Regions from separate parts of the Mus musculus genome. Here regions 1 and 3 are each linked to region 2. The links are chromatin loops, found by intact Hi-C in ENCODE. Cell type or tissue: heart. All regions are shown on one strand.

Region 1 (8,000 bases), 65 kb after region 2:
CTCCAGAAGTATGCATTCCTTCTACCAGGCTTATCCAATAGTCTGAGGTGGAGCAAAGCAAGGCAACGAATTGTAGACATTTTCCTATTTATTAGAATTCTCTCTGACGGTCAGATCTAGAGCTAAAACTAAGGTCTTAAACATGGTTCTAATTTCAGTGTTTAGCACTTACCCAATCTGGAAGTTGGCAGAATACAGACCGCCTCAGATCCCTAGATGGACCACAGGTGAGAGAAGCCCACAATCTGCTTTGTACCGATGGCATCTTCCCAGTCCCACCTCCCCGCTTCACCTAGCTCATTACAGCCTCCCGCCCTTTGGTAATCAGTTTGAATGAATGCACTTGCTCAGGCCAGTCCCCACATGAAATACTCTTCTCTTTCCCATTGATCAGGATGGAATTAGAATCTGCTTTTGGGAAGCAGAGGAAACCCAGCGCATTCAAACCAGCCCCTGGCCTGTCACCTAGCTGAGATATCTTTCCCAGTGGGCATCCAAGGCCACTGTCAGAGAACTCACCCCTGACTGCGTGTCAGGGCTCAGTGCAATCCACTCTCTCCCCAGAGACACACTGAAGGCGTCAGCCTCTGAACTCCCCTTGCCTGCTCAGAAACTCAACTGTAGCCTTTCTCCTTGATCCTACATCACCAGTCTTTCTGGCAACTGAAGAAATACATGCTGTTGTTAAAAAACATCTTAAAAAACAAAACAAAACCTTTCTGAGAGTCCGCGCCTAACTCCCCGCAGCTGCTCTCCTGTTGCGGCACGATACCCTGAGTCACTTACACACCATCTCCCTTTTCTTCTTTCCCGTGCGCTCCTGAGTTCTGTTTCCCAAACTGCCATTGGACATGCAGACGTCCTGCTGTCCATCAAACTGAGCTGCTCAAGGTCACCAATGGATCTGTATGGTGTGGGTCTGTAGCACCTGGTGCAGCTGATCCTTCTAGCCCGGGGACATTACTCCCATCTTCCTTTCTGAACACATTAGGGCATGCTTGTCTGCCCACATCACTGGCTGTTTCTTCTTGGTCTTCCTTGTAATATCAACCTCTTAACACTGTAATAACCCAAGGCTTGTATATGGCAACTTCTCTATTCCATTTACACTCACACCCCCTAGCGGCCCCTGGATTCCATCTAATTTTGTGGTTTCTTGTTCTGTTCTGTTCTGTTGTTGTTGCCGCTGTTGTTTTTTAAAACAACTATTTATTTTATGTATATAAGTACATTGTAGCTATCTTCAGACACACCAGAAGAGAGCATTGGAGCCCATCACAGACCGTTGTGAGCCACCATGTGGTTGCTGGGAATTGAACTCGGGACCTCTGGAAGAGCAGTCAGTGCTCTTAACCACTGAGCCATCTCTCCAGTCCTTCTTGTTTTGTTTTACCCAGGGCCTTGTACACATTAAGCAAACCCTCAACCACTGACCTCCATACCCAACTTCACTATCATGGTTTTAAATAAATCAGTTTGGACTCCTCCCTTAAGACCAGGATCAACACTCTTCACACCTATCTAACTTTGCTTTAGACAGAGCATCCCTATGTAGCCCATGTGGCCTTCAACTCACCATCTTCCTACTTCAACCTCTCTAGTCTTGGGTCAGGATTAAGCCAACATACCCAATCTTCAAGGTATCTTTACTATTTAACAGGTACTTTAAACGGAACATACCCATTGTATAAAAATGTGCGCACACACACACCCCAGAATAGCATGGGTCACTTGTCACTTTCTTAAAAATCTTCATAAATATCATATTAGAAGAGATGCCCTAGACATACACACACACACACACACACACACACACACACACACACACACACACACGAGAGAGAGAGAGAGAGAGAGAGAGAGAGAGAAAGTTGGTCTGGGAGGAGTTTGGGTGTGTGGATAAAAACATGATCAAACTACATGGAAGTGTTTTAATAAAAAAAAAATTAAAAACAGAAGAAAAGCTTGTCAGATGTAGTGGCACATGTCTGTAATCCCAGCACTTGAGGCTGAAACAAGAGAATTGTGAATTCCAGGCCAACCTGGGCTATGCAGCAATACCTGTCTTTAAAAGCTTTAAACAGAGAGGAAAAAAAAAAGGGAAAGAAGAATAAAAGAAAGTCAGCACTAGCAAATCTCTACAAAAGAGCAAACCTCCTCTCTCTCCTGGAACTAAGCTTTTTCTGTAGTTGTTGCTGTCTCTGAAGTCTACTGCAGCTAGCTCACTGTCTGCATGGCAGATCTGAAGGCTTTATCTGGGTTTTCCTTTCTATAATGTGCAACTGTGCTTCCAGAACCCAGAACAGTCCCTGATCCAGCACTGTAATCCACTGTGATCCATGGATGAACCTGAGTCCTTGTAAGAACTAAATCATGGAGCTGGAGAGACTTGCTGCTCTCCCTGAGAACCCAAATCCAGTTCCTAGTGTCCACGCAGGCTAACTCCAGCTGCAGGAGACCCAAGGCCCTCTTCTGGCCTCCACGGGCACATGCATATACCCATACCCAGAAATAATAAAAATAGACCTCTAAAGCAAAAATACTATAATCATTCCTTTCGCAAACTTAGATACCCTGTTTAGACTCCCCCCACCCCCACCCCGGCATCCTCCTCCTTCTCGGAGTCTTCCTCCACCTTACCTAGTGATCGGCTGCTTAAAAAATGACTTCTAGTCTCAGATCTCATTCACCCTCAAACTGTATACTTTTCTGGATGTCTACTGACCACTATATGGGCCAGTTCTTCCATTTTCCCTTCGTTCATTCCACCTACCTCCACGTAATTACCAGAATTCACCTGTTTCTTTCACGTCTCAGGTTCTTCTGCCAAGAATTCTTTTGCCAATGTGTCCCTGGAGCAACCTCTTAACCATTTTTTTCAGGGCCCGGTTTAGGCCTCACTTTCTCTGGGAAGCCTTCCCGATGTGTAAAGGGTCCCAGGGTCTTGATGGCTTCTTGACAGCCCTAGGCTGTCATGGCTGGAGGCTAGATCCATATTTCCCCACCGTGCCCTGAACTCCCCGAGGTCAGGAAGGGTCTGATTCACCCTCTCGTCCCACGCACTCACTAGTTGCAGAATGAATGAATTCAGGGTGAGGCTGGAGTCCCTGACTGCTGAAGGCGGGGTCTGGTGACAAATGAGAGGGTGTGGCCCACACCAATAAGAACCCCTGGAAAGAGATAACGTGGGAAAACAACCAATAGGAACCAAGAGCTCTGGGAGGGCGTGCCCTGAAGACAAATAAAGGGCGTGAGACAGGGTGAAGGGCGTGCCCAATGGAGGGCGGAGCTAGGAGACAATGGACTTGGGGGAATTCCCTGGTAAATCAAGAAGGGTGAAGTCTTAGTCATATTTAGTCTCGGTTTTTGGAGTGGGGTAGGGGTTCGGTCCGCGTGCCGCGCCCCCACCTGATCACGCCTCTTTTGCTGCCCGCAGTTCCTGCTCCTCAAAGCCGATCGCTGGCCGCCGAGACCATGGAAGCCCGCGCCAAAGACACGCGCACTCGGGCGCGCGCACGCTCACACGAAGACGCAAGGGCCACGTCCGTCTCCGCCGTAGGGGGCGTGCTTAAGCTCGCTGTGGGCGGAGCCAAACGTGCGAAGAGGGGCGGGATTCGCTGCCACCCTGCGCCCCTGGACCGCGTCTGGTCCTAGACTTCCCCCTCTTCAAACTTCCGCGCTTCTAAAGCGACTGGCGAGGGCGATGAAACCATTTACTGCTTGCCGGTAGTAGATACATAGGAAGTGAGTACTCCACGGGAGCCCAGGGTTCGGGGCACGCAGTCCACAAAGAGAGCAGATGTCTGCATAGGTGAGATGCTGCCAGAATACTAGGATTCAGCCAGGATTATAGATGTACCACTGTGCACGGACCCCTAATTGCACTGTTGCTTTCACCGGCGCGCCCCCAACACATAGATTCAGACGTGTCGTAGACGTGGCTTTATTACGCAAACAGATGGGTGTCAGGAGCAGGGACCTGAAGGGAGGCAGGAGGACAGGGAGGGCGTAGGCGTCGGTACCAGGCTGAAGAGCGCCCGGCGGCCAGTGGACGGTGAGGGCGGTGGACCCGCCTGCAGCGAACTGAGTGCTGCCTGACGATGCTCTCGGGACACGTCTCCGCGCAGGTCCAAGAGGGCAGAGACGTGATCCTCGCTGCAGGAATACCACCACGTGCGTCAGCCCAGCCCTCCCTCGTCCTCCTGGGCCGTTCCTCCCCTGTCCCCTTCCTCGCACCTCACGTCGGGAAATTGCTGCCTCAAGCCTGCCACCTCGAGGCCAAGCAGTGTGGGGTCGTGGAGGTTGAGCAGTTCCCTCAGCGCGAGCAGGACGGGCGCGCAGTGAGCGCTCTCTTCCAGGCCCTGAACACATGGGAACAGGGTTTCCAGCGGGCCCTCGGCTCCCACCCAACTACAGAGATCCTCGACTGTCTGCCCTCCCAATGAGCTCTCACCAAACCAAGGAAAAGCTCTTTGAGCTGGGCAGCATCCTGCCGAAGTCGCTCAGCCGCCTGGCTCCGCTCGTCCGTACCGCGGCACACTAGGCGGCCCTGCATCAGAGCCCTTAGGTATTGTAACACCACGGTTCGTTCCGCCTCTGCCAGCAGCAGCTGCAGGACAGTAATCAGTTTGAATATAGGGTCCCACCAGCACAACCCCTTCCCCAGCTTTCCTCTCCTCGCCCTACCTGAACACCAGGCTTCCGTACGCGCCAGAAGTCCTGGCAGAAGTGCGACGTCTGCTCACACACACCATCTAGCAACTCAGAACTCAATAGCCACCGGCGCGAGGGCAGAGCGGAGAACAGGGGCTAGGGAAAGCATAGCACAGACAGGGCTAGGGAAATGATCCGGATCCCGTAGAGGCCACCATAAATAGACCGTGTTTCTCCCTCACACTACCAATCTAGACTGGGATGGCGACCTCACCTGGAGCTCAACCTGCAGTACTTCCAAAACCAGGCGGCAGATCCTCCTTTGTACGTCGTCCAGCGCAGCTTCCACTGGAGCTAAGACCCCGGAAGCTTCCCCGTCCGGCAGCAGGACCGAGACCGAAGATCTGGACCAAAAAGTGTGACTTCAGGACCAAGGCCAAGGCTCGCATGGCCCTCTAGGATTCATCCACTCTGGCGCCACCTTGTGGTACAGTGTCTGGTGGGAGCTGGGGCGGAAAGGGCGGCTCTGAATTTATGAAGGGCTCAGGTATTCTGTAAGGCTAGGAAGAGTATGCCCAGCGGACTTGCCTCTAATGTAACCTCAAGTTAAGTTATTCTTCCTTTTATTTTGTTTTAGAGGGGAGCTCTTAAAAGAGTAAAAATTCCCCGCATGTATGTCTGTCCTCTCTGCACACCACCAAGAGCATAACACTCAAGATAAGCCAGGCCTGGTGGAGGCTGACGAAAGAACGACTGCTCTTCCGAAGGTCCTGAGTTCAAATCTCAGCAACCACATGGTGGCTCACAACTACCAGTAATGAGATCTGATGCCTTCTTCTGGCTTGTCTGAAGGCAGCTACAGTGTACTTATGTATAATCATAAATCTTTGGGCCTGAGCCAGGCGTGGTGGTGCACGTCTTTAATCCCAGCTTGGAGGAAGGCAGAGGCAGGCGGATTTCTGAGTTCGAGGCCAGCCTGGTCTACAGAGTGAGTTCCAGGACAGCCAAGGCTACCCAGAGAAACCCTGTCTGGAAAAAAGAAAAAAAAAAAATCTTTGGGCCTGAACAAGCGGAGTTGACTGGAGTGAGGGGGTGCTGACCAGGAAGCAGAGGTCCTAAAAATTCAATTCCCAACAACCACATGAAGGCTCACGACCATCTGGTTCAGCTACAGTGTACCATATACATAAATCTTTAAAAAAATATATTTGCAGCCGGGCTTTGAGGCCAGCCTGGTCTACAGATTGAGTTCCAGGACAGCCAGGGCTACACAGAGAAGCCTTGTCTCGAAAAAAAAAAGGGGGGGCTGGAGAGATGGCTCAGTGGTTAAGAGCACTGACTGCCCTTCCAGAGGTCCACATGGTGGCTCACAGCCATCTGTAATGGGATCTGATGCCCTCTTCTGGTGGGTTGAAGACAGGTACAGTGTATTCATATAAATAAATCTTTTAAAAAATTTATTTCCTGAATGTAGTAGATTTAACATCTTTATCTAATATGATTCTCTGACGATTTTATTATTATCCAAATAATACTAGTAAGAAAAGTGACAGGTACCTTGTAATACAACTGATAATTAGCAGAGCGAGGATTAGAACCCCATCTTTGTGAGCCCAAAGTGGTTCTGGTGTGGGTGGCATCCAGACTTTAAAGGAACTCAGAAGTGTGTTAGGAAAAGTGTGGTACCTCAGTGCTGATTGGTGGTTGAAGGCAGACAGTAGGTAGGGCACATAGTGAGGGGCCACGGCGTCTCCCCTGAGATGGTCTCGAGAGAATCGGATCAGAGCGTCGCTGAAGCTGCAGTAGGCAGAGGAGCCTCTTGGGTTTGCTGCTAATGTGGCACCCCCACAGCTGCACCCCCAGAACTCTTGTCCCACTTTCAAGTATTTGTTTAAGGGTAACACACACACACTAGTGTGTCCTGTCCAGTTTACTCAGAGCCCTTGGGCTGTCTGGGAGCAGGGCTGGAGATTGTGGATGGGCCCCCCTGCTTGGCAAACCTTCTCAAGAATGCGCCCAGCTCTGACACTGCCATGTTATGCGCCCGCCGATGCAATGAGTCACTAATCAGGTTGGTCACTTGAATGTTTTCAGCCAGGATCTACAAGCAGGGAGGAGCGGCCTTCAGACATTTCCTAGACCCGCTGCCCTTCTCCCCTTTCCATATGCGAGCTGCCTACTTCCTTGGGTTCTTCCCACCTACCTGCAGGACAATGGCTGGCATTGGGGAGTGGTAGAAACCGGATGGATCTGTGGGGGGCTCCTGTTCCCCGCTCCACTCTGCTACCTCTCCATCCAGTGCCTTCTTCAGCCACTGAGCCACACTTACCTGGCAAGAAAGAGTAAGGAGCAGCGAGCTATATCAGGGTATTGACATGACGTTCAACTAGACAACCGGACAGTCACTAGTCACCTGAACCTGAGCCACAAAGGCTGCCTCCAGCTGCTCAATGTTCTCTGAGGTCAAGAGGGGCTCTAGCTGGGACACATCAGCCTCAGGCCCCAGTTCCAAGTTCCCCATCATTTCCTTCCTAGAGATGGATAGCAGGATGTCACACTGAGCCTCTAATCGTCCCACTTCCCGCTTCTCCAAGGACACTCACCCCGTGTACACATGCAGTGCCCAGTGCAGCAAGGCAAACGTGTCAGCAGCTCCTAGCTCGGGCCCCGCGAGGAGTTGCTGCACGCTACGGCGCAGGCCACTGTGCAGGGTGTGGGCCCATAGCTCAACCACACGGTAGCTTGGTGGGCAGCAGGGTGCCACCAATGCCTCCGCTGTTGCCAACTCGGCGGGCAAGGCTACCTGCAGAGCCTCAAGCCACCCCGCCAGAGCCCCTGGCTCCGGAAGCACAGGCGATGCAAAGTGGACCCGCTCCAGGCCCTCCTGTAGCGCCCGAAGACATCGCTGCCGCCAGTCTCGGGGTGCCTGCCCCAGGATTGTGCGCTCAGTCTCCACCTCTGCCACACGAATAGCAGCTACCAGCAGGGCTGGGTCCTCTCGTGCCAGCCGCCCCGCAGCTCCTGCAGCCGCCTCCACAGCTTGGCCTAGGGCCTCAGCCAGAAGGCCTAGCCCCTGGAAGATTGGCAACTCCAGACCTCCTAGGGGTGCCAGTGTCTCCTCTTTCAGCTGCTCTAGTTCCCGCAGGCTCACATATGCCTCCAAGAGTCGCTCAGAGTCTATCAGGGTCTGCGTGTGGGCCACTGTAGCCGGCACTAAGGAAGAAAGGAGACGGCTTGAGGTCTCAGCCTTCCCATCTGGGCTATGGGTACAGCAAGGGACACTGAGGTCTGGAGACTGGTGTGATGTATTAACTATTTAATAATAAGCATGGTACTGCGTCGGGTCA
Region 2 (8,000 bases):
AAAGTCTCAAAAAACAAAACAAACGAACAAAAAAACCAACAAAAGATGGGGCTGGGGAGATGGCTCAGTGGTTAAAATCTAGTTTCTGAAAAGCCAACAGCTTGAAGTCTTTGAGCCAAATACCAATGGTACGCCTAAGCCTTATACAGCAGAACTGAACACTGCCAACCATTGAGACAAACCAGAAAGGAGATGGTATCATAAAGAGGGGTTTGGAAATACCTAGAGTTGACGTGCATCTTCTATTTTTATTGGGCCAAGCTAGTCTCCCCCAGAGAAGACCACTCAGACACAGTCTAAGAGCCAATTCAAGTCTTTATTCCAACCAGAACCCCAAGTGTAGCCCCAAGTCTTTTACACACACACACACACACACACACACACACACACACACACACACACCCTGTCTGGAAAGCCCCCAAAATTCTTTTCTCCTAACTGCAAGATGCTAGTTACAGAAGCTGGAAGGGAAGGCCCAAGGTTCCCTTCCTGCTGCTGAAAGCGGAGTACATAATCACAAAAGCCAAAATGCTCGGTTAACAAAAATAAGCAAGGGCAAGCAACCTTTCAAAGAGCCCTCAGCCTTGAGTTATTTTTCTCCCCAGAACTATTTTCCTTAAATTCTCCCTTACAGTTACTGACACTTTACTTAGCAAGACAAAAATTCATCTGTGGTACCAAAATGGAGTTACCATAGTCAACTTACAGCCCTTGTCACAGCTGCCGCGCTCACCTTCCAAGTGGAGGGAGGGATTGCAGTCCAACTTTTGGCTAGAAGAATCAGGATGTTCATGGCTAGCTCTAATGACTACCACATACATACATACCACTCTCAGTTATTAAATACTTAAGTGTAACTGTGTGATAGTACTTGTTTAGCATGTACAAGGCTCTGGGTTGGATTCTCAGCACTACAAGAAGAAAGAAAAGAGTCCAGCCTTTAATTCCAGCACTTGGGAGGCAGAGGCAGGCAGATCTCTTGAGTTCAAGGCCAGCTTGGTCTACAGAGCGAGTTGCCGGACAGCCAGGGCTACACAGAGAATCCCTGTCTCAAAAAAAAAAAGGGGGGGGGGGCTGGAAGAGATGGCTCCACAGTTAAGATGGCCTGGTTCAATTCCCAGCACACACATGGCAGTTCACAACTGTCTATAATTCCCATTCCAAGGGATCAGAAGCTGGCATACAGATACAAATGCAGGCAAAACACCAATGCACATAAAATGAAAATAAATCATAATTGAAGAAGGAAGTTACTGTTCTTGGTGTATAACTGGCATATCACTGGAAAGCTCTTCTGAGGAGATTTCTTTGTCTTTTAAGCCCGTCGATAGCTTGCTTTCCAAGTTAGCACGATTATTACCAGAAAGAATGCGTGCTCCTCCAGCTCCTTTCTTAAATGACTCAGCCATCCACCTGATTTAGGGGTGTGTGTGTGTGTGTGTGTGTGTGTGTGTGTGTGTGAGAGAGAGAGAGAGAGAGAGAGAGAGAGAGAGAGAGAGAGAGAGAGAGAGAGAGAGGAGCTGGAGTTACAAGTGGTTGCGAGGTGCTGGGCTTGAGTTCTGGGGACTGAACGTAGGTCATCTCTACAGCCCCAGGGTTGACTCGCCTCTTCCTCTCCTCCTATGTGCACACAGTAACTCCTGTCAATTCCATCAAGTAATTTGTAAATTACATTTAAAAATGTTTTCATATAAGCCAGACACAAAAGCGCGCAGACCCACTAACAGATCTGTGAGGTAGGTGCATGGTTGTTTTACAAACAGATAACAGGCCTGAAGAAATGAACTAATTTGCCCAAGATACGGAGCTAAGGTAGAACTGGGATTTATCAGTCCATCTGTTTTGCTATTAATTAGCTGCTGTTCTCTGAGGCTGCCCTCAAAATCCAATTTGTAGGATACCAGGATTATTTATCTTCCTGAACACAGTCTTCATTGATTACTTTCTCATATTTTTGAACATCCCTTATTTTAGGAAAATTGTCATTTAAAGGCATCCTCTGGAATTAAGCTTCTTCGCTAATATTCATTGAGTGGTTTGTTTGTTTGTTTGTTTGTTTGTTTGTTTGTTTGTTCATGACTTTGTTTTTGTTTTGAGACAGGATCTCTAGGTAGCCTTGGATCTCCTGAAACTCACTATGTAGATCAGGCTAGCCTGGAATTTGCTTCTGTTGCTTCTGCCAATAGCTTTTCGGCTATTCAAAGCTTCTTATTTTGTTTTGTTTGTTTGTTTTGTTTTTGTTTATGGAGACAGGGTTTCTCTGTATAACCTGGCTTTCCTGGAACTCACTTTGTAGACCAGACAGGCCTCAAACTCAGAAATCTGCCTGCCTCTTCCTCCCGAGTGCTGGGATTAAAGGAGTGCACCGCCATACCCAGCTCAAAGCTTCTTTTACTTAGGACAAAATTTGAATGGGTCACATTTAAATAAGCAAAGATAACATCCTGAATTCACAGAAATCACTACACACTACACCAACTGGGAGTCTCCTAGGAGTTGCTTCAATATTATTCCCAGTTTTGTGGCTTATCCAAACTTTAAAAATCGTTTTTCTTCCTATTTAGAAGCCTGGGACTTTGTCTTTCTTTTCCTGAGATTCCGCTCAGCCTACCGCATCCCTATTCAGAACCCAGACCCTTTCCCCTCCTCATAAATAAAAGCTAGTGTTTGGTGCTTGCTTGCTTGGTTATTGTTAGCATATAACTATTCCTACTCTGCTTTGCATTAGAATTCAATTTAGAAAGTTGGTGGGGGAAGGGTCCACCTTCTTTTGTTTTGTTTTGAGCCAGCGTCTACTTTATCTCAAGTTGGCCTTGAACTCATTTTGTAGCCCAGCATGGCCTTGAACGTTTTTTTTTTTAAGTTATGCTTGTTTTTATGTGTATGGGTACACCACAGCTGTCTTCAGACACCCCAGAAGAGGGCATCAGATCCCATTACAGATGGTTGTGAGCCACCATGTCGTTGCTGGGAATTGAACTCAGGACCTCTGGAAGAGCACTGACTTCTCTAAACAGCTGAGCCATCTCTCCAGCCCGACCTTGAACTTCTTTTTTTGTTTGTTTGTTTTTTGTTTTTTGTTTTTCGAGACAGGGTTTCTCTGTATAGCCCTGGCTGTCCTGAGCTCACTTTGTAGACCAGGCTGGCCTAACCTTGAACTTCTTTACTGCCTCACTCCCAACTGCTGGGATTCCAAGCAGGCACAAATCAGCACACCCAGCCTCTAAACATAGCTAGCTACACACGTCAGCGTTTCTGCAGCCACTTTCCCACTGGACAGACAGCCCAGTGACCCAGTTGTTTTGGCGTGCAGCAATGCTTCTCAAAGACGTTCTACTATTTTTATTTTATTTTGTTTAATCCCATAGCACTGACTTGAAATTTTGTGACGTATCCACTGTTAGGCTTCTTTATAGCCAGTTTGAGTATTTAGTCTGTCACTTAGTTCCCTGCTAAATACTACCCTTAGGAAACATAATGGGAATCGAGCTTTGCTGCCTAGGATCAAGGAAGCTTGGGTAAAGTCTTTACCCTCCTTGTGCCTCATTTATTCGTCTATAAAATGAGACTGAGGGTGTGAGGTCTTGTCATCAAAAGAGGCCTCAGCTGCCTTTTAATTTTAGGGTGCCCTAGAGCAAGCAAGCCGAAAATTCTGGCTGAATAACTAGAGGAGCCCCTCTTCTACTCACTGGAAACGGAGGCACAGAACACTTAAGAGCTTTAGTCACTACCATAAAGCATTGGCAAGCAGCAATGGTGACTCCAGGCGGAGCTGCAGGAGGCAGCCTCTGTGCTTAGAAAGTATTCCCTAGGTTGAGCATTTCTGGAAATGAGACCTGGCCCGGAACTCTTCAGCCTTCTAACTCAAATCCTCTCGCTCTAACCCTTGCCAACGGACTCATACATCCTCGACTCTGAGGTGGACCCTGCTCAGAGACCACTGGGTCCAAGGAGAGTAGGTTTCTGAACAATTTAGGCAGTGGCAGCCAGCGTCAGTACGTGACAAGCTTGATAATGGTCCGCGGGGCCGTGAGTCTCTGGGACTGGGTCCTTCCTGTCCGTTTTGTTCCTAGTGCAGATTAGTGGGACAAGTGTGCAGACGGAAGACTTTATTTTTGTGTGACATGTTTCCCGCCTTGTGCCTTTTCTTGCGTAGGCATATATGGTGCGCTGTGCAGTTTCAGGACCTCTGGAATGTGGCCCCTAAGTTCTAAAGCAGCTGCTCTTCCCTCCAGCTCTACCCGCGCGGGTCTGGCCTCTGATCCAGAGTTTGCGCGTGCGCGACTCCGCCTCAAGCCCCGCCTTCATGATTTAGCCCCGCCTTTGCCACGCTTTACGGCCCGGCACGCCACTTTTGCTGCAGTTGCTCTGGGCGCTGCTGTTGCTACAGCCTCTCCTGCCGGGGCTGCTGCCCGGGAGGTTGAAGGGAGGTGAAGTGTGTTGTTGTGTTCGTGCTGCCGTCGCCGCCCGGAACCGAGTGGAGAGCCGGACGTCCGCGGGCTGGCGAGAGCGACCAGTCAGCAGCTGCGTGCTCTCCTCAGGCCGGGTCCTGTCTGCGCTGCCGCAGGGAGGCCGCCCGGCCCAGCGAACCGACCCAATGCTGGACCTGGAGGTGGTGCCTGAACGCTCTCTGGGGAACGAGCAATGGGAATTCACTCTGGGTGAGTGTGGGGTCTTTTGGGATCCTGTTGGCTGGCCCTTAATTCTCCCTAGTCCCTTCCGCTTCTGGTTCCTGCCCCAGATGCCCCTGCGCCCGCGGTTCTTCGCCTTTTCTCACCCTTTAGTCTTTCGGCTCCGGGCTTTAGAATCCCGCTCCTCCCGTCTGTCATAGGATCAGCGATGTCTCAGCAGGGTCCTTCTTTGGACCTCTATGATAGTAATAGCCAGTACACACCAAATACTTAGTGGAGTGGGAAGGTCCTGCTCTTTTGAATTTATCTCTAATACAACTCCCTGAAGTCTGAATATCGATAGTATTATGCCCATTTTGCTGACTCTAATAGTTAAGAACTAGGTAGCACACCTAATCAACACTCTGGTCTCTGATCTGTCTCTCTCTGGTTTTAGGGGAGTGGGGGAAACCTAAGCTCATGCCTCACAATCAGATGGGGGTGGTGGGGGAATGAGCTTGCTTTTCTAAAAGGAACTCTCGACTTGTTTTCTTCTCTTTTGAAATGTACTCTTAACGTGTGGTGTCGCAATACCAGATACCAGAGTTAAAAGTTGAAATTGAGTGAAGTGGAAATTACACATTGGCTTGGTAGACAAATCAGTTAGGTCACTTGGGGAGAGTTGGCCTTCGTATGTGAACAAGAGTATTTGCATTTAGTGACTCCAGTGTGTTTACTTAGTGGCAGCACTAAGCGAAGGGGCTGGGAAAAGGTGTTCCTGCTGCTTGTTTGTGTGGGCCTCAACCTCTGTCTCTCTACTGGGAGCTCTTGGACTGAGTCAGCTGCTCCATTTGTTTATGGCTTATCCTTGAATGTAGACGACTCTGTCTATAGAGACAGCATATTGGAATTACCTAGCTGGGTAGATTGCTGGGGCTTGGTGGCTGCCTGCCTCTTTCTTGCCCATTATAAAAGCCAGTTTCATCAAGGGCTCTTGGTTCTCAGAACTTAGACTGCCTGTTCCTGTAGACTTCTCAAAATTTAATCTGCTATGAACATGTTCCATTCAACCTCATATGAGGCATCAAGAGCGTGGTTGAAAAGCAAATGATGTTTGACTTCTGATTAACATTTTTTTCTCCCCTGGACAACTCCTACCTAGTCTGGACATCCCAGGACTGGTTAAGACCCACAGCTACAGATGGTTTACTGAGACTGTGTATCTCTTTGTTTGATTTAGTGCAAACAGGAGATCAGCTGGGGTCAGGAAATTTCCAGAACACTGAACTATAACTAACATAACTAACTACCCAGGGCTTTTGGCAAATTTGCAAGAACCAAGAATTTGAATAGTTGTTTTTTTTTTTTTTTTTTTTTTTTTTTTAAACACTGTCTTCATATCAGCCAAAAATCCTAGGTTGAGAGTTGAACTTGGGGGCAGACCTGAGCCTTGGTGGTGACTTGCTACTTCTTCATCCCTGTTTTGAAGTTAGGGTTTGTTCTCTTGTTTGTTTTTTAGACAATTAGCCCAGACTGGTTTCAGATTCCCAGTGAAACTGAAGTTGAGTTTGAACTTAAAATATTTCTCTCTGTGTCTCTCCCCATACTGGGTCTGTGTAGTACTTGAGATCAAACCCAGTGACAAGTACCAAAGTGACCCACAATATCAGTCGAAAGTGTACATTTTTACATTTATTTATGCAGGAGGGAAGTTTAGTAGTTGGAGTCTTGGCTGCTCTTTCAGAGGACGATGATTTGATTCCTAGAACCACTTCTGGCCTCCACAGGCATTACATACATACACGTCATGTGCACAGATACATTCCAGGCCAAACAATACCCATATACATTTAAAAATGTATCAGGGAATATCATGCACATTTGAAAGTCAGAGGACAGCATACAGGAGTTGGTTCTCTCCTCCATGCCAATCCTAGTGATCAGATTCAGGTCACCAGGTTTGTCAACAAGCACCCTTGCCCACTGCCATTTTAGCAGCCCTTAAAACCTGAACTTTTTGTTTGTTTGTTTTTTGGGTTTTGTTTTGGTTTGGTTTTTGGTTTTTCGAGACAGGGTTTCTCTTTGTAGCCCTTGCTGTCCTGGAACTCACTCTGTAGCCCAGGCTGGCCTTGAACTCAGAAATCCGCCTGGGATTAAAGGCATGTGCCACCACTCCTGGCTTTCATCTATCTTTCTGTAGGTTAATACCAACCCTTCTCTGGGCCCCTAGGTTAGGTCAAGTCCCTTCTTTCTTCACAATAGCCCACACATCTGTTATAATAAAATAAACTTTATAATAACATGCATTATAATAAATGAACTATTTCTATACTCCTGCTGCACCATTAACCTAAGTTTCTCAGAGGATAAGATAATTTCCTACACAAATTCCAATATTTGTGATCAGAGACCACTGACTTGCATATTATCTTGGATACAGCAAGCCATTGTCTCTGCACAACAAGGCAATGCTGGAGGATGTTTCTCAAATGACGCTTTATAACTGCCTTTAGGCCTTCTAAAGATAATATTCAAAAGCAAATCCAAGCCAAGCATAGTGACTCAGACCTGTAATCCCAGTCAGTACCTAGGTACTAAGGCAGGAGGACTGCGTAGAGTTCCAGACTAGTATGGACAAGATTCTGTCTCAGAAAACTAAAAACAAATCTAGATACTAGCTTTTACATCAATATACTCTGCAAGTCTTACTGAAACCATTATTTCAATTGCAATGCCTTTATTCCACAATGGTCAAAGCATGCGCGGTATTTGCAGAGATTCTACTTAGGTTTTCTTGTCTCTGTTCCTGGTCTTTTCCTGGTCTTCCAACATTATACAAAGGCCAGGAAGGCAGCCAAGAGGCTGAACGCAGCTCTCCATTATAATGCTAGGCAGTGATTACATCTGCGTTTGCACAGATTACAATAAGAACCCTGAGGCAGATCAGGATGTGTTTTCCATTTTTACCTAGACATAAAAAAGGTAAGGTGCCGGGTGTGGTGGTGCACGCCTTTAGTCCCAGCACTTGGGTCTACAAAGTGAGTTCCAGGACAGCCAGGGCTACACAGAGAAAACCTGTCTCAAAAAAACCAAAAAAAAAAAAAAAAAAAAAAGGATAGATGATGTATGCAGGAAAACATAATCAGTTTGGATTTATAATTAAAGCATGGTGTGCTGGCAAAAGAATAATGGCCAGGCATGGTGGCACAACCCCACCCCCCAACACAACTGACTCTGATCCCAGGATGCAGGTGGCAGACAGGTGGGTCTCTGTGAGTTTGAAGCCAATCTGGGCTACATAGTGAGTTCTAGGACAGCCAGAGATACAGTGAGACCCTGTCTTGATACCCCCGGCACCCTAACTCTGTTTGGTTTTAGCTGTCCTGGGCA
Region 3 (8,000 bases), 55 kb before region 2:
AGCCAGGGTCTTGTAATTCACCTTATTTGCCTTTTCACTTTCTAATTTCCTCATCTGCCTGACCGGCACAGACGACTTGGCTTAGAAAAACGCCTGCCTGAATGAACTGAGGCGAGGGCGTTAAAACACTCAGGCCAGAGTTTCATAACTGGGCTAGACAATGAAAGCTTATCAACTCCTGCCAGGATTATTGAGTCCTGTTCTTTGTGTGTGCATTGTGTGTGAGGGTATGCGTGAGCGTGTGTGTGTGTGTGTGTGTGTGTGTGTGTGTGTGTGTGTGTGTGTGTTGGTGGGCCGGAGGTTGGAATCAGTGTCTTCTTTAGTTGTTCTCTACCTTACTCTTTGGATCTTTCATTGAACCTAGAACTTCTCAATTTAAGCATCTGGCTGGCCAGCAAGTCCCAGGGATTCTCCTGTCTCTGCCTCCCCAGTGTTAAGCATGAGCCACCCAGGCCTTACTTTAAAAAAAAAAAAAAAAAAAAAAAAACAGCCGGGCGTGGTGGCGCACGCCTTTAATCCCAGGACTCAGGTGGCAGAGGCAGGCGGATTTCTGAGTTCGAGGCCAGCCTGGGCTACAAAGTGAGTTCCAGGACAGCCAGGGCTATACAGAGAAACCCTGTCTCGAAAAACAAACAAACAAGCAAACAGGTAAGATCTAGGGATCTAGCACAGGTCTTCATGCTTTAGTGTCCAGCACTCTCCTGACTGAGCCGTCTCCCCACAGGATCTCTAGTGTATACTTTCTGTTCGTCTACTGGAGATCGGACTCGGGGTCCCAGGAAGTGACTACCCAGACAGAAAGGTGGGGAGATGCTCAGGGGAGTCTAAGCTAGTTGGATGCTTAGGACAGAAAGGTTCCAGGTAACAAGGCTCCAAAGGAATTATGAGTGTCTGGGACAAGCGATGGGAAGGGTATTTCTGAGCAGCACAAAGACCTATCTTCAGACCTTCTAGATCTGGATCTGAGTAAACTTCACAGGGCAGAGTCTGAATCAATCCATACTCAACCAGACTGCCAGGAGTGCAGGCCCGAATGTACCTCATCTGGATGAAAATTTCCTTTATAATTTTTTCTTAAATCCCATTTTTGAAAATAAACAAAAAAGACAAATAAACAAACCAAAATCAAAATCAAAAAGGCATACCGAGGTCAGCTGAGGTCAGCTGAGGTCAGCTGAGGAGAACCCCTACAGCCAACAGCTTGTTTCTTTTCCTGGCCAGGACGCTCAGATGCCAGACCATGGTGAGTGTGGGTTACCCTGTGCCCTGGAGTTGCCAAAGGCTGTGCTCATTCTCTGTTTGCTGGGCAGATTTTGCCATTTATTTCCCTGAGGATGCTGCTCCCCACCCCCCTTCAGCTGACAGGATACTCTGCTCTGTGTTCCCCTGAAGTAACCCCTATCTACCTCCAGATCCCTTGTTCTTGAGACTATTTTTCCTCTCAGGGGACAATAATGATTGATTTTCCTTTCTTTCTTTCTTTTCTTTTCTTTTTTTTTTTTTTTTTTTTTTTTTTTGTTTATTTGATTGAGTTGTTGTTGTTGTTGGACAGTCTCCCTGTGTAGCAGCCCAAGCTGGTCTGAGATGTGACATTCTCTTGCCTCAGTCTCCGAGTACCAGTCTAGCATTACAGGACTGGGTCATCCTTCCCAGCTTCAATTTTTATTTCCAATATGAGAAACAATTAGCGCACAGAAAACGATAAATATATAAACAAAAAATTGTATCTTTTGCTAGAGAGAGCTGATACAGACCACTCAGTGGGCCCATACCACATTTTCATTCATTCCCTCTCTGGGGGAAAAAGGCTTTTCTCTCTCAGTTCATCAAACTGCCTCTGTTGCTGCGGATCACAGGCCTTTAACCCCTGATGGATGGTGAGATAATGTAAACTGGTAGATTATATCAGTACGTCTGTCTGGACATTTTACAGAAGGGAAGCTATGTGAACCTAGGACGAGCAATCAAAGTCCTTCCCGTAATAATTTTCAAGAAGCTGAAGAATGGCTGATGCTAGCGTTTGCCAGGAAACAGATTAGGTGACTAAGAGAGCCTTTGAGAATTAAGAGTGAAGGGAAAGGAGAAACAGAAGTGGGTTCTTACAGTCTGGGTGATGTTCATTTGTGCCTGTCTGTCTTTGGTTTGTTTATTTGAAATAGGTGACCTCTTTCAGTTTTAAGTTTGTTGGAATAGGGTTTCTGTCCCTTGAAATTGAAACAGGGCTGAGCAGGGCTGGCAAGAGAGCTGAGCAAGCTAAAGAGAGCTTGCTGTGTGAGAGCCCGATGACCTGAGTTCAATTCCTGGGAGTTAAGGTGGCAAGAGACAACTGACTCCACAAAGTCGTCCTCTGAACTCTCCATACAAGCCACTGCATGTGTGCCCGCATACAAACACTATACCCGTGTGTGTGCATGCACGGGCACACATATACACAAACATTAAAAATAAATAAATAAATGAAGCCATGCAGTGGTGGTACACACCTTTAGTCCCAGCACTTGGGAGGCAGAGGCAGGTGGGTCCCTGAGTTCCAGGCCAGCCTGGTGGACAGAGTAAATTCCAGGACAGCTAGCATTACACAGAGGAAACCCTGTCTCAAAAAACCAAAAATAATAGATAAATAAATGAATGACTAAGTGAAAAGATGGTAAAATAGCTGAAGATCCATCGATAGAAGTTGTTGGCATCCATTCATGCACCTAATCTGTTCTATAGGCTTGGGGTGGGATGGAGGGTGCCTGCCCCAAGAAGGAGATAATTCCATATTTGCTAATGGAAGGAGTATGTCTTTTAAAACCATCAACCTAATCACCTCCTTCCTCCTTTTTTGATTCTCTTTTTTGGCACAGGTCCTCGGCTCAAGAAATCTTCCCACCTCGGTGGCCAAAGTCGCTGGCACTGTAAGTACGTGCTGCTTACAAATTTCACTGCTAAAACCCCTGACCATGAAGGCTGGGACTGCAGCTCAGTGGTAAAGCGCTTGATGAGGTGAATCCCTGGGTTTGAACTGCACCGCCTAGACTGTGGTGGTTTGAGTGAGAAATGGCCCTCCCGTAGGCTCAGATGTTAGAATACTTAATCCCCTGTGATGGCACTGTTGAGGTGTGGCCTTGCTGGAGGAAATGTGTCCCCAGGGCCATCTTTGAGGTTTCAAAGCCACTGGCATTCCTAAATCTTATTCTGCTTTCTGATTAAAGATGTGAGCCCTCAGTTTCCTGCCTCTGTCACCATGCTCCACCGTTCAGGGATTCTAACCCTCTGGAGTGGTAAGCTCACACAAACTCTTCTTATAACGTGCCTTGGACATGGTGTTTTATCATGGCAGTATGTTTTACTCAAAACACACACACACACACACACACACACACACACACACACACACCACTCCCACCAACAAACCTTTAATTTTGGGTAATCAACTCTCCAGACTTCAGTTAAGATGATTAACCCTCCTAGTTTGTTAGGGACTGAGCAGCTTCAGAAGGCTTGGGGGGCGGGGGGAGGTCATTGCTAAAAATGAGAGCTGTCTATGGCAAACTAGGACAGTTCCTTACCCACGTTTAGGTCCCTATCTAATAAATGAGATTGGGCTGGACTAGCAGTGAAATTCTGCCAAAATCTGTATTCAAGCAGGCATTAACAACTGACCTCAGAACTGATTCCAGTGACTTATGAGTATCTTTTCACAATCCTTAGCATCTGGCCAGCTGCTGCCAAGAGTTGGCACTTACCTGCCATCCTTGAACTGAACTTTTAACAAACTGCGATTTTTAAGGATCAGAGTTTATTGAGGGTCAGCTTTAGCTCAAGCTCTGCTGCAAACCCCGAGTCTGGTTTTCTTCTGCTCTGGTAAGTTCTCTAGAACTTGCAGATCTTGGATTTTTTTTTTTTTTTCTTGTTTGATTGCACATTTGGGTAAAAATATGGACTGGCAACCGGTTACATATAATTAAGATAGTTTTCCTTTAAATGATGTGCTAGATCTACATAAACACTCTCCTACTAACGCCATGAACTTATGAGTGTGCATTTTAGAAATTACTAATCTGAGACTTACTGGTCTGGTACTTGTCTAAACCTTGTCTGCAGGCAGAGCTACACGGAATCCTAAGGCCAACCCCGTTTCAATAGCCACCACCTTTTTACACCATGATTTGGTTAGATGCTTACTTCCACCTTTCAGTGCACAGTCCACATCCCTCCCTGTATGCAAAGTCCTCTAAGATTTAGGTTTCCTTGAATTCAAGTGGCCCTTCTGGGGGTGACTCTGCGTGGCTGGCTGGGGAGCCAAGAAGTTCCAGATCGCTCACAAAGGGCCAAAAAAAAAAAAAAAAAGGTCTGCGGGTCCGCTTCTAGTTGCTAAGAGAGGGGCGGATCCCTTCTGGGCGGGTTGTTCGCAGAGAAGCCCGCGGACAGGCAAGGGGAAGTGCTGAGGAAGGAGCAGGGTTTCACTGCAACCCAGCGGCCCCGCAAGCGGGTGGGTGGCGCATGCGCGGCGCGGGTCGTGGAGTTGTGAATGGTGCGTCTTGTTTGCTAGAGTTTGAGGCGGGCGGGCGCGCGAGGAGGAGAAGGAGGAGGAGGAGGGGTGGGGCCGGCGCGGGGCGGGAGAGCGAGGAGGGCGGCGAGAGGAAGTGGCGGCCGCAGCCGGGGGAGGCTGGAAGCTGTGTCTGCGCGGGCGGGCGGGAGGGAGGACGGCCGGCAACGGCTGAGGCGGGCGGCGGTAGCGTGGGTTGGGCTCCAAGCACACGGCCGCACCTCAGCCTCCCTGGAGCGGGAGGCCACGCGGGCGGGCTCCTGAAACAAAGAGAAGCGGGAGTCCGGGTGCCGCGGGTGGGCGGTCAAGGCGGTCAGCACCGGAGCCCGCCAGCGGGTGCCCGCGCGAGCCTGGGGAGCGCGGCCGGCCGGCGCGGCCTGAGGGCGGGAAGATGCCGCGCGTCGTCCCGGACCAGAGGAGCAAGTTCGAGAACGAGGAGTTCTTCAGGAAGCTGAGCCGCGAGTGCGAGGTGAGGCGGTTGGGGAGGCGCGGAGGCCTCGGCGCGCCCCGAGTGGGCCCGGGGAGGAGAAAAGTTTGAGCGGCTCGGTTGCCGGGAAGCCCCCGGGACGGCGCGCCGGCCGAGGGGGAATCTCGCCCCGGCAAGCAGTCCGCCCACAGGCTCTGCTTGCCCTTATCGGAGCCGCGGGGAGCGGGCGGGCGGGCCGGCGGGTGCCGCCGCGGATTTGACTCCTGATTTCGGGGCCGTCTCTCTGCCTTGCAGATTAAGTACACGGGCTTCAGGGACCGGCCCCACGAGGAGCGCCAGACACGCTTCCAGAACGCCTGCCGCGACGGTCGCTCGGAGATCGTAAGTCGCCGGGGAGGGACCCCCCCACCCTACCCCCGGTGCGCGCGGGGAGGCCGCGGGGACCCAGGCGCGCGCCAGTCACTTGTTGCGCGCGGCCCCGGGCGTGTTCCGGACGGCGCCGCGGACGCTGCGGCTCCCGGAACTGAGCCGGGGGCGCAGGCTCACTTCCTTAGTCCGGATTCGAAAAGCAAGAAAGAGGCAGATGCTGGCGGGGCGGCTCGGCTCGGCCCTCGGGCGGACCCGCCTTCTCCTTGGCCCGCCGCGATGGTTCGGTTCGTGGGATGGTTTGCGTGTCCTAGTGCCGGCTCGGCAATCCGAGCGGAGCTCCAACCGGAGCTTGGCGGAGGTTGTCGCCTAGGCTGTGACCTCCGCCAGACATCGGGGTGCTTGTAGGAAGGATACAGCCCTACGTGTAAAGAATCATTGGAGGGGGATCAGCGATAGGCTTGTTTCTGAGAAGCGAGATTGGTAAATCTATATGAGAAGCTATCTCCCAGTACAGCCGAGAGTAAATCTATTCCACTTATCTGTTGTCCTAATAGAAGAGAGAGACTGTCCTAATAGAAGAGAGAGACGAGAGAAAGGGCCCCAGTGGATGAACAATTTTCTTTTCTTAAAATGTTAAGAATCCGAAAGAAATCTATATTTTCCTTTTTCTAACCTCGATGTGCCTGTCTGAGTATTGGAGTTGCTAAAGAATTGCCTGGTGCTACACAGACAAATCCCATAGTTCATCTAGAGGTTCCTGTTTTATATTTGAAGACTGCTATGGACTCGGCAAGTCCTGGGTTGAAAAATATCGAAGTGATCTAGTTCCTCTCTTGCCTCTTCGTTATCCTCCTTAGAGGTGTTGGTTAGGAAGCAACGAAAAGAAGAACTGTAGGAAAGAGATTTTTTTTGGTTGGGTGGTTTTTGTTTTGTTTTGTTTTAAACTGAAGCACTGTGTAATGAAATCCTAATATTTGCTCAAGTGACAGACCCATTGCCTTAGCCCAAACTTTAAGTAAAGGTACAATTTGAATACAGGTTAACAGTATAAGGCTGTTGGTGAATGTCGCTTTTTTTTTTAATTGAGATGTAGTTCGTATAACAATGAACAACTTGTGCTCGCTTCGGCAGCACATATACTAAAATTGGAACGATACAGAGAAGATTAGCATGGCCCCTGCGCAAGGATGACACGCAAATTCGTGAAGCGTTACATATTTTTAAACTTTATATGCCCCAGAACAGGGGAACGCCAGGGCCAAAAAGGGGGAGTGGGCGGGTAGGGGAGTGGGGGTGGGTGGGTATGGGGGACTTTTGGTATAGCATTGGAAATGTAAATGAGCTAAATACCTAATAAAAAATGGAAAGGAAAAAAAAAAAAACAATGAACAACTTTTTGTCACTGAAACCAGATTTATTTTTAAAGATGTTTTAATATTTTAAATGAAGGCTGTTGGAATTGAATTGCTAGTGAGGTAACACTATAATTAAATATAGCAAGAGCTATTGAATATTTAATCATTCAGGTGTTTCATAAAAGAGAGCCTACCACTTTCAACCCATACCTGATTTCTAGTTACGAGATTCAAAACAAAAAAACATAAGAATGCTTTTTAGTTTTGGCCCTAAGCGGTAGAAGAACACCCTTTAGTGATGATGGCGTCCTTGGCCTGCTTTGTGTAGCAAAAGGTGGGTGGGTGGGATGACCGGTAAAGGGTTTCCTGGATGTCACTAATGTTAAGTATAGAAGATAAGATAAAGTATAATGACTTGCTGTATGCTCAGGCTGAGTTGACTTTCTTTCTTAAATGCAGTGGCACATTTGTTTATGTGTCCTGTCAGAGTTTGGTGCATGCATTACAGACTGGGCGTAGGACACAGTGTGTCTGAACAGCTGTATTTTAATGTTGTTGTGACACAGCAGTGTTACAGCTTGCTGTATTCGTCATAAATTTCCTTTGAGAATGAATTAGACATTCGAGGCTCTCATCTAAATATTCGATCCTACAAATTGTATTTTTCCTTTTTTTTTTCTTTGAGAAGAGGTTCTAGGTAATCTGTCTAGTATTTGGGTGTGCACGTGTGCCAGGGCACACATGGTGGTCAGACAGCAGTTCCCTCCTACCATGTAGATTCCAGGGATTGAAGCTGTCAGTCTGTCAGCAAGCATCCTCACCCATTGAGCCATCTCTCCAAGCCTTGTCCCCCTTTTCCTTATTTTTCTTTTCTGAAGCTGACTTGGAAATATGTCTCTTCATTTTATTTTTTATTTCTCGAAAATATGACTTTATAGCTCAGGCTAGCCTTGTCTGCACAGCTGTCCTCCTGAAGAACATGTTTTCATTCCATACTTGGAGTCTTTTTTGAGATTATAATATTATTACATTTCTCCCTTTCCTTTCTTTCCTGAAAGCTTTCCCACATGCCCTTCACTCTCCCTCAAATTCACGGTCTCTTCTTTCATTGTTTTCTGATACATATATGCATATATGTTTCTAAATAGGACGTGTTCAGTCCATATACTGTTGCTTTTATGTATGTTTTCAAGACTTGCCATCTGGCACAGGACAGCCCATCAGTGTGCTCTTCCCTAGCTAGACTACCTCTCCCACTCCCAGCTTCCCTTGGTTGCCTTGGTTTTTTTGTGTGGGTTGAGTCCTCGTGGGCTTG

The links. Hi-C counts contacts between places; a loop is a spot of excess contacts. Peaks named below come from ENCODE experiments on the same cell type or tissue, not always from the same donor. Only the 100,000 strongest peaks of a DNase experiment are listed, where the experiment ranks them.
Region 1: a loop joins it to region 2, with 4 times the contacts of the local background. A loop is called at or near these places in 2 of 42 quality-filtered maps.
Region 3: a loop joins it to region 2, with 3 times the contacts of the local background. A loop is called at or near these places in 12 of 42 quality-filtered maps.

The regions. Positions count from the first base shown.
Region 1 is chr8:105,285,996-105,293,995 of GRCm38, forward strand. It overlaps 4931428F04Rik (RIKEN cDNA 4931428F04 gene), which reads right to left and starts at 3,533. Exons shown (of 8, transcript NM_028888.2): 1 at 3,409-3,533; 2 at 2,774-3,170. It overlaps Exoc3l (exocyst complex component 3-like), which reads right to left. Exons shown (of 14, transcript NM_177788.5): 5 at 7,257-7,866; 6 at 7,067-7,184; 7 at 6,857-6,982; 8 at 6,654-6,754; 9 at 6,340-6,450; 10 at 4,928-5,057; 11 at 4,687-4,809; 12 at 4,454-4,609; 13 at 4,237-4,361; 14 at 3,928-4,155. The coding sequence ends at 3,966. In heart, CTCF peaks have their summits at 3,546, 4,286 (motif pointing left), 5,141 (motif pointing left) and 6,067 (motif pointing left); DNase peaks (open chromatin) are centred at 3,216, 3,536, 4,306 and 5,116; H3K4me3 peaks cover 2,582 bases; H3K27ac peaks cover 914 bases; H3K27me3 peaks cover 2,438 bases.
Region 2 is chr8:105,220,826-105,228,825 of GRCm38, forward strand. D230025D16Rik (RIKEN cDNA D230025D16 gene) reads left to right here and starts at 4,362. Exons shown (of 16, transcript NM_145604.3): 1 at 4,362-4,661. The coding sequence starts at 4,598. In heart, no CTCF peak of the experiment used is centred here; a DNase peak (open chromatin) is centred at 4,326; H3K4me3 peaks cover 2,309 bases; H3K27ac peaks cover 1,656 bases.
Region 3 is chr8:105,166,051-105,174,050 of GRCm38, forward strand. It overlaps Cbfb (core binding factor beta), which reads left to right and starts at 4,624. Exons shown (of 6, transcript NM_001161458.1): 1 at 4,624-5,003; 2 at 5,256-5,342. The coding sequence starts at 4,926. Gm22063 (a small nuclear RNA gene) reads left to right here and starts at 6,446; the gene lies at 6,446-6,552. In heart, no CTCF peak of the experiment used is centred here; DNase peaks (open chromatin) are centred at 4,491 and 5,481; H3K4me3 peaks cover 3,132 bases; H3K27ac peaks cover 2,024 bases.